2 separate regions of the Homo sapiens genome follow, and region 2 is linked to region 1. A link is a loop called in an ENCODE intact Hi-C map of the cell type or tissue named here. Cell type or tissue: IMR-90. All regions are shown on one strand. Region 1 overlaps PIEZO2 (piezo type mechanosensitive ion channel component 2). Region 2 overlaps PIEZO2 (piezo type mechanosensitive ion channel component 2).

What was found. Hi-C counts contacts between places; a loop is a spot of excess contacts. Peaks named below come from ENCODE experiments on the same cell type or tissue, not always from the same donor. Only the 100,000 strongest peaks of a DNase experiment are listed, where the experiment ranks them.
Region 2: it touches region 1 in a loop (2.4-fold over the local background); 5 of 110 quality-filtered maps call a loop at or near these places.

What each region holds. Positions count from the first base shown.
Region 1 is chr18:10,924,999-10,932,998 of GRCh38, forward strand. The region is part of intron 3 of PIEZO2 (piezo type mechanosensitive ion channel component 2); the gene reads right to left. Among named protein-coding and RNA genes, the nearest start is that of MIR6788, 170 kb to the left of the region's middle. RefSeq lists enhancers at 4,160-4,269, 4,280-4,369. In IMR-90, no CTCF peak of the experiment used is centred here; DNase peaks (open chromatin) are centred at 1,153, 2,033, 2,523 and 4,113; H3K4me3 peaks cover 439 bases; H3K27ac peaks cover 3,525 bases.
Region 2 is chr18:10,857,877-10,865,876 of GRCh38, forward strand. The region is part of intron 5 of PIEZO2 (piezo type mechanosensitive ion channel component 2); the gene reads right to left. Among named protein-coding and RNA genes, the nearest start is that of MIR6788, 100 kb to the left of the region's middle. In IMR-90, no CTCF peak of the experiment used is centred here; DNase peaks (open chromatin) are centred at 3,305 and 5,365; H3K27ac peaks cover 895 bases.

The sequences.
Region 1 (8,000 bases):
TATTTCTTCTTTTTCCTGAACATATGTCAAATACAAAGTTCAGACAAAAGACCATAATGTTTATTTATTATATGGAGGGCCTGGTGGTTTATAGTTCTTCATTTTTAATACAATTGATAAAAATATATGCCATGATATATAATAAAATAGTAAATGTATTGTTAAATGTATGTAGAAAAATCTTACCATGTGTCACACATTTCAAGATTTTGATTTCAAGTACCATATTCCTGAGAACATTGCATATTTCTACATGATTAGTTCTGTCATTATTTAAATTAGCTTTGCTCTTAAATGTCAGGTATTACCTTTGGGTTAAAATGTTGGAAATAAAACAGACCCGCTAATTTAATAACATCCATGAGACAGGTAAAAGCAAGACACTCACTCAATTTATTCCATAAATGTTGATTGATCCCTCAAATATAATGGACAGTAGGATACGGCAGTAAACACGGATCTTGTGGCATACTGAGGGACAGGTGATAAAAATAATCAGGCTGCATGCACACACATTCCATGAAGAAAATAAAGAGGGAGGAGATAAATGTCAAAATGCAAGGGTTTATACAAAAAGTGAAAAAAAATTTTTTTTTTCTGAGACGTAGTCTCCCTCTGTCCCCCAGACTGGAGTGCAGTGGCTCAATCTCAGCTCACTGTAAGCTCTGCCTCCCGTGTTCACGCCATTCTCCTGCCTCAGCTTCCCAAGGAGCTGGGACTACAGGCGCCCGCCCTAATCTTCGGTATTTTTAGTAGAGACTGGTTTTCACTGGGTTAGCCAGGATGGTCTCGATCTCCTGACCTCGTGATCTGCCCGCCTCAGCCTCCCAAAGTGCTGGGATTACAGGCATGAGTCACCGCGCCTGGCCAAAAGTTTTTTAATGTAAGCAGTGTTTTTTGTTTTTTGTTTCCAAAAGTGACGGATGAACTGTAATCTGAGGTTTGATTTTATGGTTGTTCTTTCACTCATTCTAAGTTAGCTACACTCCCTCCAACTGGCTGCTGTTAGAGAAATATTAATTCTTCATTTAAGATCTTAGGCAGAAGCTCCCCAGGCTTCCTTCTCTGGTTCAGTTTGCATTCCAGGGGAGAGCACTGGATGGTGAGAAAGCTACAGAAAACTAGTGCCTACACGAGTAGACTTGAGTCAGGGTGCAGGAGGTCACAGATCTTCAGGGCTTGGCCCTCAGGGGCATTCCTGGCTGACCACTGCCGGGGGAGACCGGGTGTGCTGGAGGCGGTGGCAGCTGCTCGGGATCTCTACCCAACTCCACATTCAGCGGCGTCACGTTCACAGCTTGGCATCGCCCATGGTAGGAGTATTTAAGCCATGAATATCAGTAAATACTACAATCCAGATCTTTTCTCCATTATCTGGTTATTACAAATTTGCAGTGCACTAGTGGGTGGAACATATTTTTGGTGACTATCTTAGCAGCTGGACGGGCTCAGTTCAATCAGGCAGATGAAACAGGCTTAAAATAGGAGCCTATGAAAATCTGGGCCCAATAAATCAACTACAGAAAAAAGCAGTTCACAGTGACTCCACCTAGGTAGCCCCCTCAACAATCAGACTTCCATTTTATGCTAATTGAGCATTTTTTCCTTTTAGTACTCAGCTTTTAGGAAAAGGAATAATTGAAAACGAAAAAAACTGAAAGCAAGAGCTGATGAAAAATATCATGTCCGGGCCATTTTCTGCACACTTGGCAAAATACCCCGTCCTCTTGGTAGGATCAGCCTGCCAAGGGTGGCAGCCACCACGACTCTGAGATGTTCTTGCTGGAGCAAGATTAAAGGCGTAATAGAAAGATTCTCAACAGCAAGGACTTAAAATGCTGTCACTGAGTAGGAAACACAATTAAACTGAACACCCTTTTGAATTAGTCCATTTCCTGAGGTTTTATCATATATGTCCAAGTAACTATGCAGTCTAACGGTGAAACAGACACTTCCTGCCGCACAAGCTCTTCCTATCTCCTTTTGTGAAAGAAAGAATACAAATGTCTTACTCATTACTTTGTTTCACTTAGTGGCCACAAGGACCAAGGAGGAGCCTTGCGTTTCTGACCTGGGTCACACGCGGGAGGAGGGGGCGAGCTGCACACTTCCTGGATTTCTTTGCTTCGCATCCTCTGTTCTCTCCGGAGACTGGCAGCCACTTTTCCATGTTATCTGATTCGTCTTTCAGATCTCTCAGAGGTCAGGGTTTTGCTTTTCTTTTTCCTATTTTATTTTATTATTATTATTTTTTAAAGGTGACCCCTTTGGAAGCTCAAGTTCTTGGCTCAGCAAAGCCTCCGAGGAGGACTCTGATTTACGCACAGAAATTTGAAATGGGTTAGATGGGATACTTAGCAGGATGCAGTTTCCAGGTCTGTTTAAAGGAGACAGGTTGCAGCGCAGGCCGTGGGTGGGGGACGCCTTGGCTCCCCCAGGCCATCGGAGAGGAGCTGATGTAACAGTTCTGTGACAGCCAAGCCTTTTCTTCAGATTCATGCTTTTTACTGATAAATATTGTGAACATTACATTTACACAAAAGAATGTCTGACTAATCTCTTGGCACAGCGCAGAATCCCTTAGTTTTAAATTTGAACCAGTTGAAAAGCAATCAATACACATTTAAAGAATGCAGCAAATATCAGACTTTTAAAAAGTCTATATATATATAGTGTTTTCAAATTTGAGGTATTTAATCGTACCTAAAATGAAAGGTAAAGCGTTCTTAGACAAACTACAGAATTTTCCTCTCTCTGTGGTTTTTCAGTAGTCCAGCTCAAAGCAAGCCAGACTAGTGCTGTCTACAACTCGTAAGCTTTTCTGGGGTTGATAACTATAGCAGGCTCGCTTTATTTTATTTTATACTCTATTTGCTTTAGGTCAAATTGGAGATATAAAAACTGCATTTTTAGGGGAATAAAATGTGTAGAAAGAGGGCAGGAGACCAAACCCAAAGAACTTAGACGTGGATTAATGTATTTAGACTAAGGAAGATTCAAAATTTCACAAGCATACCCTTCCTTAATAACAATACCATACACTGGTGTGGTGACGCCCCACTCATAGGGCAGCCTTGCAGCTGTGATCTCACAAGAAAGCAATACGTGAAGGCTCATACACGCCATTAGGAAAGAAAGAATGAAGTCTGGCTTTGAATAAGTATCAGTTTCCATATTACAGTAAGGGAAAGCGGGGGAGCTATGAGGGAAAACCTGAAGGCTTCAAATCAAAGGAAGCTCCATGGACTCTGATTCCAGAGTACACTGTCATCTAAGAAAACGTTTCATCAAGCCTGTCAAACAGACAGAAGTCTTACCAAAGTCAAAACAGAGGCATGGCCGCTCCAAGCAAAGAGGGGCTGTTGGATACTCACTGCTCTCATTTGCCAGCTTAGGACTCTCACTGACAGGCACGCTTGATTTGTTTTATTTTTGTGCTGTGATTTCCCTGTTCCACCAAGCACTCTGCACTTCCCTTTTGAGGGGAGGGAGCCAGAGTTTCATCCTTTTTTAAAGTCCAGTTCTTAAACAGTGCCTGGCACATAAATATTATAAATAAAATAAACACAAAAGTTTTGTTGTAAATGAATAAATGTTATAAATGTGGAACAAATGATTTAGCCATTCAGATCCCAGGCCTTCATGCCATCACATCCTGTTCCACAAGTACGCATTAAATTCAGATTTTTCTGGATCTAACATTATAATAGCCAAAAGTTCCCCCTATTTATTAGTGACCTAGAGAGATTTGTGGCCATCTTCCTTGGAGCATCCATTTCTCCCCTATTTTACCGGCCAAGACATCTCTTCCCAGGCAGTAATTCAAAGAAGAGGAACATTTGGAACTAGCCTATAAAGCATTTGGGATGAAAGGTGCAGAGTAATGCACGTCTACTCACGGTGTCCAAAGTCAAACATTCCCCTGTCCTACTTGTGCAAAACTTTTACAACACTTCACCTTCATCCCTGTTTAATGGTTTAATTCAAATGCATTAACAGGAGAGAGAAAAAAAGATTTTTTGGTTTGTCTCACTGCTGACTCAAAATGATTTACGGTACTTTGCTGAGGTTTTGGCTGACTGTGGTCTCCCAGCTGCTGTTGTAAAGGTATCCATGCATCAGTCTTTATGTAAACACTCACAGCATTAACCACAGCTGCAATATGAATTAGAGCCATAGAAAACACTCTTGTTTATGTGATGAGCTGGAGCACCTCAACTCACTGCCCTTCTGAAATGGAGAACTCAAGAAAAGAAATTAAAAGTGTGAGCGAGCTGCAAACGTGCACGCATCATATGAAGGTGTTATGCTGCTGCATGCATGGGTACCCCACATATGCTGTTGTGACTGAGGCAATTCATAATGCTATGAATTCCAGACCAGCGCAAAGAAACTCCGAATTATTTTGATCAGATTCAGACATGTTTTCCCATATCTTTAAGTAAGATTGGAATGTTTGAACAAAATGCTTTTGCCAGTTGCTTGCTGTAAACAAAAATTTTGCATTTCAAAAGTTGCATGTTGAGACCATTTCAAAAAAGGAGTAGAAAATCACATCCACAGCCTTTGAGGGGCTGAGAAGTTATTGGCAAGACTGTGAGAGGAAAATGCCTCTACCAACCTCTCGGGTCTCAGGACAGATCCCGCTATCCTCTCCCATAACTTAGTCTTTTACAGTGTTTAATGGAGTTTGATACAATAGAGCAGATGGACGGAATGTTAGAATGTGTATGCTTGACCTGAGGGAGATCTTGGGTTTATAAAAGTAGGAGTGGTGGGAGATATGTTATTATTTCCTGATCCTCCTTTATGGTGCTGTAAACAAAAATAAAATTCTAAGGCCCCCAAGAGACTGAATGGACTGCCCCTCAGCCCAGGAGGCCCAAAGAAGCCTAAAAAACCAGTTCAGACAATGACAGGAAGGTGGGGTCCAACATGCCTCATTATACCCTCTTTCCTTTGGAGTTGAGGCACCACGGACCAGCATTAACATTAAAACAGAGATCCTAAGACTGACAGAACAAACTTTTTGTGGCAATAAGATACCAAATTCCAGCCTGACTGGTATAGCATCACATGACAGCAGGCCTTGAGGTACATCTAAGTATTTTACCTTGAAATATATTTCTTTCACATATCTTGAAATGGCCCTGCAAAGCTGTCTCTTGTGGGGGAAATTTACATTCTTTAGAAAATCTCCTTTCCTTACTAGGTCGCTTTGGAGAGTCTGACACCCTTTAAGATCCCATAAAAGACATTAGCATCTATTGTCTCTGAAGCAAGCTACCTGGAGACTTCATCTGGATGACAAGAACTTGGCTTCCACAACTCCCACCCTCTTACCTTAACTAAAGCTGATTTCAACTCTTCAGGCAGAGCTTAACCCTTTCAACCAATTGCCAATCAGGAAATCTTTAAATCCACCTATGACTTAGACGTTCCCCCTTTCTGGGCTGTCCAATGTACTCCTTATATGTATTAATTTATGTCTTTGCCTGTAACTTCTGTCCCCTAAAATGTATAAAATCAAGCTGTAACCTAACCAGTTTGGGCACATGTTCTCAGGACCTCCTGAGGCTGTGTCATAGGTCATGATCCTTAGCCTTGGCAAAAACAAACCTCTAAATTGATTGAGACCTATTTCAGATACTTTTTGGTTTACAACACCATGGATAAAACCTACATGATCTGGTCACATTTACTTAATGAGTTTCTCTCTATCCTTTGAAGAGAGTAAAATAACTAAAACATCTTGTCAAAAACAAAGACATAGGCAGTTATTAAAGATAAATTTTTTTGAAATTCTGTCTTAAAGTCAAATGTGTCTTAAATTTAGAGAAAGAGGTCTTTGATGTCTCTGTAGGTAACCGATGTCTCTATAGGTAACCTCCTATTGTTTGTCTAAAAGCACCATGGTATGACATACAGAGGCTGTCCTTGGTTTTTCTAAGCCTTTTTACTTTAAAATAAATAAAGAATAGCTTATTTTAAATGGTAGAATTTTATATTTGCTATTCTAGACTGCAATTATAAAATTAAGAACTCTGACATGTAACTGTATTAGGTGCAAGTCACTCATGATTTGGTAGGGTCTGAGGTGTAGATCTCAACTGAATAATTCTTCCTACTCTCTCTCTTCTCTATTTATCTGTCATCCAGCTATCTAAATATATATCTACTTATAATTTTATTGTATTTATTTATTTATTTATTCTGAGACGGAGTCTCGCTCTGTTTGTCGCCCAGGCTGGAGTGCAGTGGCGCCATCTCTGCCCACTGTAAGCTCCGCCTCCTGGGTTCACACCATTCTCCTGCCTCAGCCTCCCAAGTAGCTGGGACTACAGGCGCCTGCCACCACGCCCAGCTAATTTTTTGTATTTTTAGTAGAGACAGGGTTTCATCATGTTAGCCAGGGTGGTCTCGATCTCCTGACCTCGTGATCCGCCTGCCTTGGCCTCCCAAAGTGCTGGGATTACAGGCGTGAGCCACCATGCCTGGCCTATCTACTTATAATTTTAATAGACTCTAGAACTTAATACTTTCAAAGGATTTTTCCTTATTACACAAGTAATGTATATTCACTTAATCATGAGTAATCCCACCATACAGAAATTAACCACTGTTAACAAGTTGTTACATATCCTTCAGGACTTCTTTCTGTTCTCTCTCCCTCTCATTCTCTCACTCTTTCTCTGTGTGGTGTGTGTGTGTGTGTGAGAGAGAGAGAGAGAGAGAGAGAGAGAGGGAAAGCTCACAGACTGCAATGTAACAGACTTAATTTCTTGTAATAAAATTATTTCAGGGCAACCCATATTCCTAAAAAATACATGTGTAATGGCCACCAACCATTTCAATGCATGAATGTACCTTAATTTATTTAGCTAGTTCCTCTGGGTTGGGCACAGTATGTTTCTGTCTTTTTTGGTTGTTTCAATAATGAATGACGCTGTGAATACAGCTGTCCCTTTACACATCCTTAGATACGGATATATCTTTAGATCAAGACATAGTGAAAGAATGGCCTTGCTTATGACTTTTCAAACTTATAACTAAAAATGTCTTCTGAAAATTGTATTAGGTTCTAAGTTGAACCTAAGTTGGTGGTATTTGAGTATTTTTGCCTACAAAACAACAATATCATATGACTAAACATACTATATAAGCACAACACTTTTTTGAGAGACTTAATAACTTCACATCCAGCCTGGGCAACATGACAAAACCCCACCTTTACAAAAAATACAAAAATTAGCAGGGTATGGTGGCACATGCCTGTGGTCCCAGCTACTGGGGAGGCTGAGGTGGGAGGATCAATTGAGCCTGGGAAGTCGAGCCAGCAGTGAGCCATGACTGCACCACTGCACTCCAGCCTGGGTGACAGAGGAAGACTGTCTCAAAAACAAAACAAAACAAAAAACCCACATCATCACATAGCCATGAATTCTCCACCTGCTTGGAAAATATGTATCGAGTAGCTCCCATAATCTAAGCAGCATATCAGTCACTGTGTTTCCGGGGATGAGCAAACCACCCATGGTCCTAGCCTTCTGCAGTTACATCCAGAGCAGAAGAGACACAATAATGACAGGCAGTGACATGATTGAAAATTACAGTAAGTTTTAGGAAGGAAAAGAAAAGGAAAAGCCAGGCGTGGTGGCTCAAGCCTGTAATCCCAGCACTTTGGGAGGCAGAGGCAGGAAAATCACTTGAGCCCAGGAGTTCAAGACCAGCTTGGGCAACATAGGGAGACCCATCTTTACAAAATAATTTTTAAAATTAGCCAGGTGTGATGGTGCAAGCCTGTCATCCCAGCCACTCTGGAGGCTGAGGCAGGAGAATCACTTGAGCCTAGGAGATCGAGGCTGCAGTGAGCTAAGATTGTACCACTGCATTCCAGCCTGGGCAACAGAGCCAGACCCCTTCTCTAAAAAAGGTAAAAAAAAAAAATATGAAAAGGAAAGGAGAGAACACTCTAAGTTGCAAAGGGACTTAGGGAAGGG
Region 2 (8,000 bases), 67 kb before region 1:
AAACTGGGTATGCTAAGGCATTTTTGCTTGTTCGTTTTGCGTTTAAAGAATAAATGGGAAAAATTCTTTGGCTAATTAGAATATTTCCCTAGAAGGGTTACGACTTTTTCTTTTTTCTTTCTTTCTTTCTTTTTTTTTTTTTTTAAAGAAATCATAAATAAGTGGCTGGGTGCGGTGGCTGACTCCTGTAATCCCAGCACTTTGGGAGGCTGAGGCGGCCAGATCACGAAGTCAAGAGATCAAGACCATCCTGGCCAACATGGTGAAACCCCGTCTCTACTAAAAATACAAAAAATTAGCTGAGTGTGGTGGCACGTGCCTGTAGTCCTAGCTACTCAGGAGGCTAAGGCAGGAGAAAATTGCTTGAACCTGGGAGGCGGAGGTTGCAGTGAGCCGAGATTGTGCCACTGCACTCCAGCCTGGCGACAGAGCGAGACTTCAACCCAAAAAAAAAAAAAAAAAAAAAAAAAAGAAAAGAAAAGAAGAAAATAAATCATAAATAAAGCCATCACCTTAAGGCAAAAGGAGTCTGTCTGAGATGCATGAAACTTTGTGTGCATTTTTCTCTAGGCTGACAGACTTCATATCTTTAGTCTCACAAAGCTAAGAAGAATTGTTAAGCCCAGTTCAGGCATCTATTTAAGACTTAAAGAGTAGGGTCTGGCCTCTCCATGTTCCCATTTTTAATGGTTCTTTTTTGATATATTTAGGTCAGATAGTTACATAATATTCACTGACGGTGTCTGACCTCTTACTATGACCAAGTTCACGGGAGGAAGGCAGGGACTGGAGTGCCAGTGCCAAGTTCTAGTTAAGCGTAAAGCGGCCTTCAGGACTCAGAGGCCTTTTGTGTGCCCAGAAGGGTGCACACAGTGGGTGACTGGAGTTGACTATTGATGAGCCAAGGCTACAGGATGCACCCAGCCAGCCCTCCACCCACCTACACACACCCACAGGGATTTAATCCTGGGCCACTTCAACTTGACTTCTACTGTATTTCATCATGACACATTTGTATATTTTTTTCTGAAGCAAAAGGAACATCTCATGCTCAATCAATAAGATTTTTCTACCCATACAGGGCCTAGTGTGTCCTAGCATATATAGGAAGAGATATAGCAATAAACACGTAAACAAGTAAAATATTAACCAGCTAAATATCTCACAGTAATGAATGCCCCCTTCAGGGAGGTCGAATAGGGTGATGTGGTAGTGATAAACTGGGTGGCTGTTTCCGATTCAGAGGTCAAGGAAAGCCTCTCTGAGGAGGTGACATTTAAGCTAAGATCTGAATGTCACAAAGTTACCAGCCCTGTGAAAGTCCTGGCAAAGTGCATTCCGGGTGGAGGAAAGAGCTGGTCCAAGGCTTGGTGGCATGTGCAGAAAGAGGGTAAGTGTCCCCAGGCCCGTGGCCACTTCCGCTCCCCTAGAGAACAATTCCCATCTCATTCTCAGAGGATGACCTTGCTTTCTACTGCTCCCAGAGAGGAGCTGCCAGCTCCAGCCAGTACATCAGACCACTCACCTGCAGCTGGCCTGCCACGCACGCACTCTGCCCTCCTCCTGTAACAAGACAAGCTGCATATGCTCCAGCCATGATGACTGCATCCCATCTGCTCAGGACACCAGGGAGAGAACAGCCCAGCCATCCTGGCTCTCTCTCCTGCATCACAATGTGCTTTCTTTCTGCTGGATCACCCCTGTTAACAGGCAAGGGCGCCTTGCTGTCTCACCTTAAAGAAACACATCCTTTCAACCCACGTTTGTCTCTTAAGGTGAAACACTCCAGCAGAGTGGGCTGGACTCACCATTCCATTTAGAGTAAAAATGCTTCCCTACCTAATTTCTCTTGAACCTACTCAAATCAGACTTTGATCTTCAACCACTCCGTCTAATGAGAGGCACACATGATTTGCTTTGCCACATAACTCTAGTTGCTCCTGGGGCGGAGCAGAGGGAGGCAGCAGCGGGGAGGTGGTGGCTGTGCTGGAGGAGAGGGGAGGGAGTGGTGGGGCTGAAGTGAAGATCCTGTCTTTGGAGTCTGTTTTGGAGGTTAGATTAGTAGGTGCAGCTAGGAAGTTTAAAGTGGGGAGGAAGGATAGATGATAATCAGGGTAGCTCCTCTATTTTTGTCTAGGGAGGACAGACAGGAGGGAGGCAGATTGGAGACGGAGAGTCCACATTTCTGTTTTGAAAATTCAGTTCTGAGACCCCATTCAGGCATTCTTCTTGGAGGTATCCAGTAGGCAGCTATTATAGGAGTCTGGAGTGTTGGAGAGGGGCTGGAGCTGAAGAGGGCTTTTTGGAATTCGCCAGCATATGATGGTTTAAACGTCAGTAGCCTGTTGAGGTTACCTGGAGGGAATACAGAGATGGCCCTCCTCGAGGTGCTGCTGCCCCTAAGACCACTCTGCCTTTCCAGATCTATGCCATCTCCTTGCCTGTCAGCATTCCTTGCAAGAAATGACTAGCAGAATCCATAATCCACAAGCTCTCTTTGCCTCTTTGCTGTGGGACAGGTTGTTCCCACCCCTTAGGATGCCTTCTCCAGCTCCTAAGGCCCGGGTCCCAGGGCAGCTCTTCCATTCAGCTTACTCCATCTCCCCACAAAGAAATCCACCCACCAGAGCTATCGCCAGGACACCCACACCATCGTCAACACACAAATGACCTGCTCATCAGGCATCTGTTGCTTCTTTCCCCATCACAACAGGTGAGCAACACATTTAAAATCTCCCTCTAGGAAGGAAGTTTGGCCAAAACCTTTAGTCATTGCACTTGAAAAAGAAGCCAAAGAAAGAACACAGCAAGGGCCTCCTGGGTCACAGTCAGAAACACACTTGTGACTTTCATAATAAATGTGTTCTTATTCAATTATAGAATTGCTACGGATGTAGATTAAATCAAATAGAAATCTCTGATCAAGATGTCTTTGTGAGGTTATACAAATGCATTTCCCTGACCTGTCTTAGGAAGGATTGGGCCTTTGTGATTTTTATAAACATACCACTGTACTTTAGGGTTTTCAGCATTTTTATACAGAAATCCCTGGGGCTGTCGGTTGGAAATACTTTTTAAATTTGCCAAGCTGAGAGCCAAGAGCGAGACGGGTTAGACTCTGTGAGCCCCTACTGTCCTGGTAGGTCAGGGCCAGAACTGCCATTAGTCACGTCAGGCTGGCTTATTAACAGGCAGGCTTTTTCCCCCAAAGTGATTCTTCTGCTGATGTATAAACACTGAACCTCTGAAAGAGCATGGACTCACTCTCGCATGTTTACTAACAGGCAGTCTTGCTTGCTGGAGCTGTAAGCTGTCCCTGCAGCGGAACAGAACTTCAATCTGGCCTTGAGGCTAAGGAGGAGGAAAGGCTGTAAATAAAGATTTAACTTCCCTGGTTCCTGAGTCATCTTAGAAACTGAAGACAAAATAAACTCTTTACAGTTTAAAAAGTCAAATAAATGATTATACAGATTATTGACCATGTCAAAATCTAAAACTTATTTAAAGATATTTAAGTCCTTTATCTCACCTCTTTAAAAGTTTATGATTTTAACAGGAAATCTTGTTATTTGCAACAACATGCATAAATCTAAAGAAGAATATGCTAATTGAAATAAGCCAGGCACAGAAAGACAAATACGGCATGATCTCACTTATACGTGGAATCTAAAGAAGTTGCACTGATAGAAGTAGAGAGTAGAGGGGTAGTTACCAGAGGCTGGGGAAGGAGGCCAGGGACCTGGAAAGGGCAGATGCTGATCAAGGGGTACAAAATTTCACTTAGACATGAAGAATGATTTTGGGGGACCTATTGCACTGCATGGTGACTGTAGTTTTTAATGTATATTTCAAAATAGTTGGCCGGGCACAGTGGTTCATGCCTATAATCCCAGCACCTTGGGAAGCTGAGGCAGGTGGATCACCTGAGGTCAGGAGATCGAGACCTGCCTGGACAACATGGTGAAACCTTGTCTGTACTAAAACTACAAAAATTAGCTGGGCATGGTGGCGCACGCCTGTAATCCCAGCTACTCAGGAAGCTGAGGCAGGAGAATCACTGGAACCAACGAGGCAGAGGTCGCAGTGAGCCGAGATCACGCCACTGCACTCCAGCCTAGGTGACAGAATGAGACTCAATCTCAAAAAAAAAATTAATAAATAAAACAAAATAATAAAAAATAAAATAGTTAAGAGAGGATGTTAATGTCCTCAACACAAATAAATAATAAGTATTTGAGATGATGAATATGCTAATTAGCCTGATTTGCTCATTCCACAATGTATACATGTATCAAAATACCACATTATATACCCCATAAATATATATAATAGTTATTAGTCAGTTAAAAATAAAATAAAAATAATAGAATACTGGAAAACATAGATAAAAGTTGCTGATTTCAACATTTGATAACATGTATTAGTGTAAGATCTCTCATTTCACATAAGGAAACTTTAGGTGCTATGGAATCAACTTTACACAAGGCCAGCCTGTTCTCTGTTAGGGCCCTGAATGAGGGCCTAAACACAAAGCTCTCATCCCACAATGAGACGGGATCTAAACCTTTGCGTCTCTGCATCTCATCCCACAACATCCTCTCACCCTACAGCAGTACTGGTTCCATTAAGCCGTGGCATCCACCATGATTTCCACTCAATTTTGGACAAAGAAGACACAATAAATCACTTTTGGTAGGACACAAACATCCATGTTTCATTACTCCCAAGCACTCTAAAAATCCAACTGGGTTGGAATAAATCCTAAGGATCACCTGGGGACCTTTAAGAGGGCAGATGACCAGGCTCAACCTCAAACTTACTAAATCAGAAATTATGGGAATGAATTCCAGGAAGCTGTATGATTAAAGTACTCTCTGGGGTGACCTGAAGCAGCCCCTCCAGAATTCAGGCCCTGGCCGACATTGGCAACCACTGATCAATGAATTCTCCATAGGGGTTCAGCTGAATAGGCACAATTTGAAAATATATTTTTTTAATCATATCCTAGCAGACTCCCTTATTTGGAAAATAGATTGAAATAAATTATCTCTGGAACCTCCTTTAGGTTTCAGTCGAGCTTTGGACCTCAGAGCAGAGCTTTTCATGCAGCTGAATCCATTTTTTTCTCTTCTTCATGGTTAAAACCAAGCTTTTAAAAACATTTCTATAGAAGTGTATCAAAGTCATGTATAATGAGCCAAAAGATCTGGGAGGCAAAAGGAGCATTTTTCTGAAGTGTCATCAATTGTTTATTCATTGTTTATTATTAAAAGTTAACAATTTATCTTAACAGAATGGGTTCATCTCAATACAAGAGCCAGAGGAAGGAAAAGACAAGGTTGTGACTCACTGCAGAAGATGAATTTCATCCCCAGGGTTCCCTTGTGAAAGGAAGCAGTGAGGGAAAAAAAGATAGATGTGTTTGAATGCTATTGTGTGTACCTTATGCAAGCCTAACGTGATCGCATTTAATGGATAAAGCAAATATTTTATTCTGTTGCTACATTTGTTTTGGGAAGATTATTCTTCCAAACTCCTAAGATCAGCTTAAGCAGTCCCTATTTCATTTGGAAAAGTGAGTGTATAGATGTTGCTTTCAACCACCATCTACAAAGCAATGAAAGTTTAATAAAGAACAGGGAAGGACAAACTGAATCAGCAGACAGTGGCCAGTTAGACCAATGCCTAAAGGATCTGTGGAGCTTTGAAAAAACTAGTCCAATTCCTACCACATGTACTCCCCTACCCCTAGGATTCTGACTTCATAGGTCTGGGAACTATTCTGACCCTGCACTTGAACTTTTTTAAAACTTCCCAGGTTAATTCACCTACTTAGAATGGCAATAGTCTTTAAGAATCATCTGAACATCATTTGAAAGGGAAATGAACAATAATGGAGACTAGCCAAATACAATTGACTGTTTAAAGGCTTTTTTCTTTAAGATATTTTTGTAAAAATCACTTAATGGAACACAATCAAAACAAATCAGCAGTCACACACACACACACCTATATCATCCACTCAGTTCACATTAGTTCCAGAGATTACTACTCATCCTGAACCACCTATTTTCTCTTGTAGGAACCAGCTAAGTGTAGCTGTTCTAAATGATTCACCCTGGTATTCACTCCAAAAATAAAAAATTTATACAGTGATGACAAAGGCAGCATTTTGAGGATGTACAATTCCTTCTTGGTGCTCAACAGTTTCCAGAAAGATTCAGAACCCATATAATTACTTGTGATAGACTAAGATGCAAACAAAACTCACATCTTTGATATGAAGGTGTCAAAATATTGAGCAGAGAAGGTACTGTTTCAGAATCAACAGTATTCCTTCCTGTCTCCTCCATCTATCCCTCCCTCCACTCAGCACTTTTTTAACCAAGACTGGGCTCTGCTCCAAGCACAGTGCTAGGTCCAGGGTGGGATAACAAATGAAAATCCACATGGGACCCCAGTGGTTTTCTGAGGGACCCCAGTAGTCACTCAGGGAAGATATAACTACTTATAAATTGAGAATATAAGGTCCTAAGGACATTGAGAGAAAAAAGAGATTACGTCTGACTAAAGGGATTTGGAATGACCTACTCTAGTTATTCCCAAGGTAAATGTGATTTTTTTAAAAAAGGACAAAAGTCTTGGCAAGCAAAGCAAGAAAACAAAAAATAGTTCTTGTTAAATATTAGTTTTTGTTTATCCTGGCACATAGTAGGCTCTCAGTAAAGATATACTGAATAAATAAACATGCCCATAGATAAAAAAGCATCCTTCTCTGAAGCCCTAGCAAGAAATGGTCAATCAAGAGCAGTTCACCTACATATCAGTGTGCCCTGGCAAAGCCCCAGAAGGGCAAGAGTGGGGACAAAAGCATCCATGCAAGAGTGAACTACACAGCAGAGCTCAAGAAAGACAAGATGGAGAAGAACATCTGTGCAAGAATAAACTGAAGAGCGAATCCCGGAAGGACAAGAATGAGAAGAGCATCTGTGCAAGAGTGAAGTACACAGCACAGCCCCAGGAGGACAAGAGTGGGGAGAAGAGCATCCGTGCAAGAGTGAACTACATAGCAGAGCCCCGGAAAGACAAGAGTCGGGAGAAGAGCATCTGCACAAGAGCAAACTGTACAGCAGAGTCCAGAAGGACAAGAGTGAGGAGAAGACATCTACATGAGATTGAACAGCCTGGAAGAGACCCAGCAGGAAGAGAGCTTACCCTAGCCAAACACAGAGAGAAGGGCAGGGTGGCTACAGCACAGTGAGGGAGTGGGGCAAAAGCACAGGGTGAGGACATGAAGGCAGGATGTGGCCAAACCATGCAGAGTCATGAGCATCAAGGTCAAGAGACTGAATTTTATTCTAGGTTAATGGGAAACCAAAGAAGTGTTTTATCTAGGGAAGTGGCATAATTTAATTTTAATTATACAAGAATAATCCAGATGCTGTGTGCAGCATCAATTGGATAGGGTAAGAAGGGAAGCTCAAGTGGGGAGATCCATTTAGAACATATTTTCAGGCCTTGCTGAGAGGCAGTGGCTGCTTGGTGAGGATTGTGGCAGTGAGTAGAGAAAAGTGGACTGATTTCAGACAGAATTTGAAGGTATAATTCAAAGGATTTGTTGGTGGTGACAGACAAAGGCCCCAAGAAATCCATGTCACATCAGTGTTTCTGGCTCAAGCAGCTGGGTAGATGGAGCTTCTATTAACCTTGATGGGTAAGTCAGTGGGAAGAAGGAGTGGAGGTAGGGGAAGGAGCTGTGTCTCCCGCTCCCAAACATATGACCAATATTTTCAAAGCAATATGGGGAACCTATTTACATTAAGTGGGTGGAAATTCTATTTCAGGGGTATTTACAATTTAAAGGAGGAAAGTAGTACGAAGAAGTGACTGAGATTCCTTGAGTGATGCAGGTTCTCTGGAGTTGGGATGGATAGCATGAGGGGTGGGACTCTGGTTCCTTTCATCTCAGGCTCTACTCTACCCCCCAAGAAAGGAACACA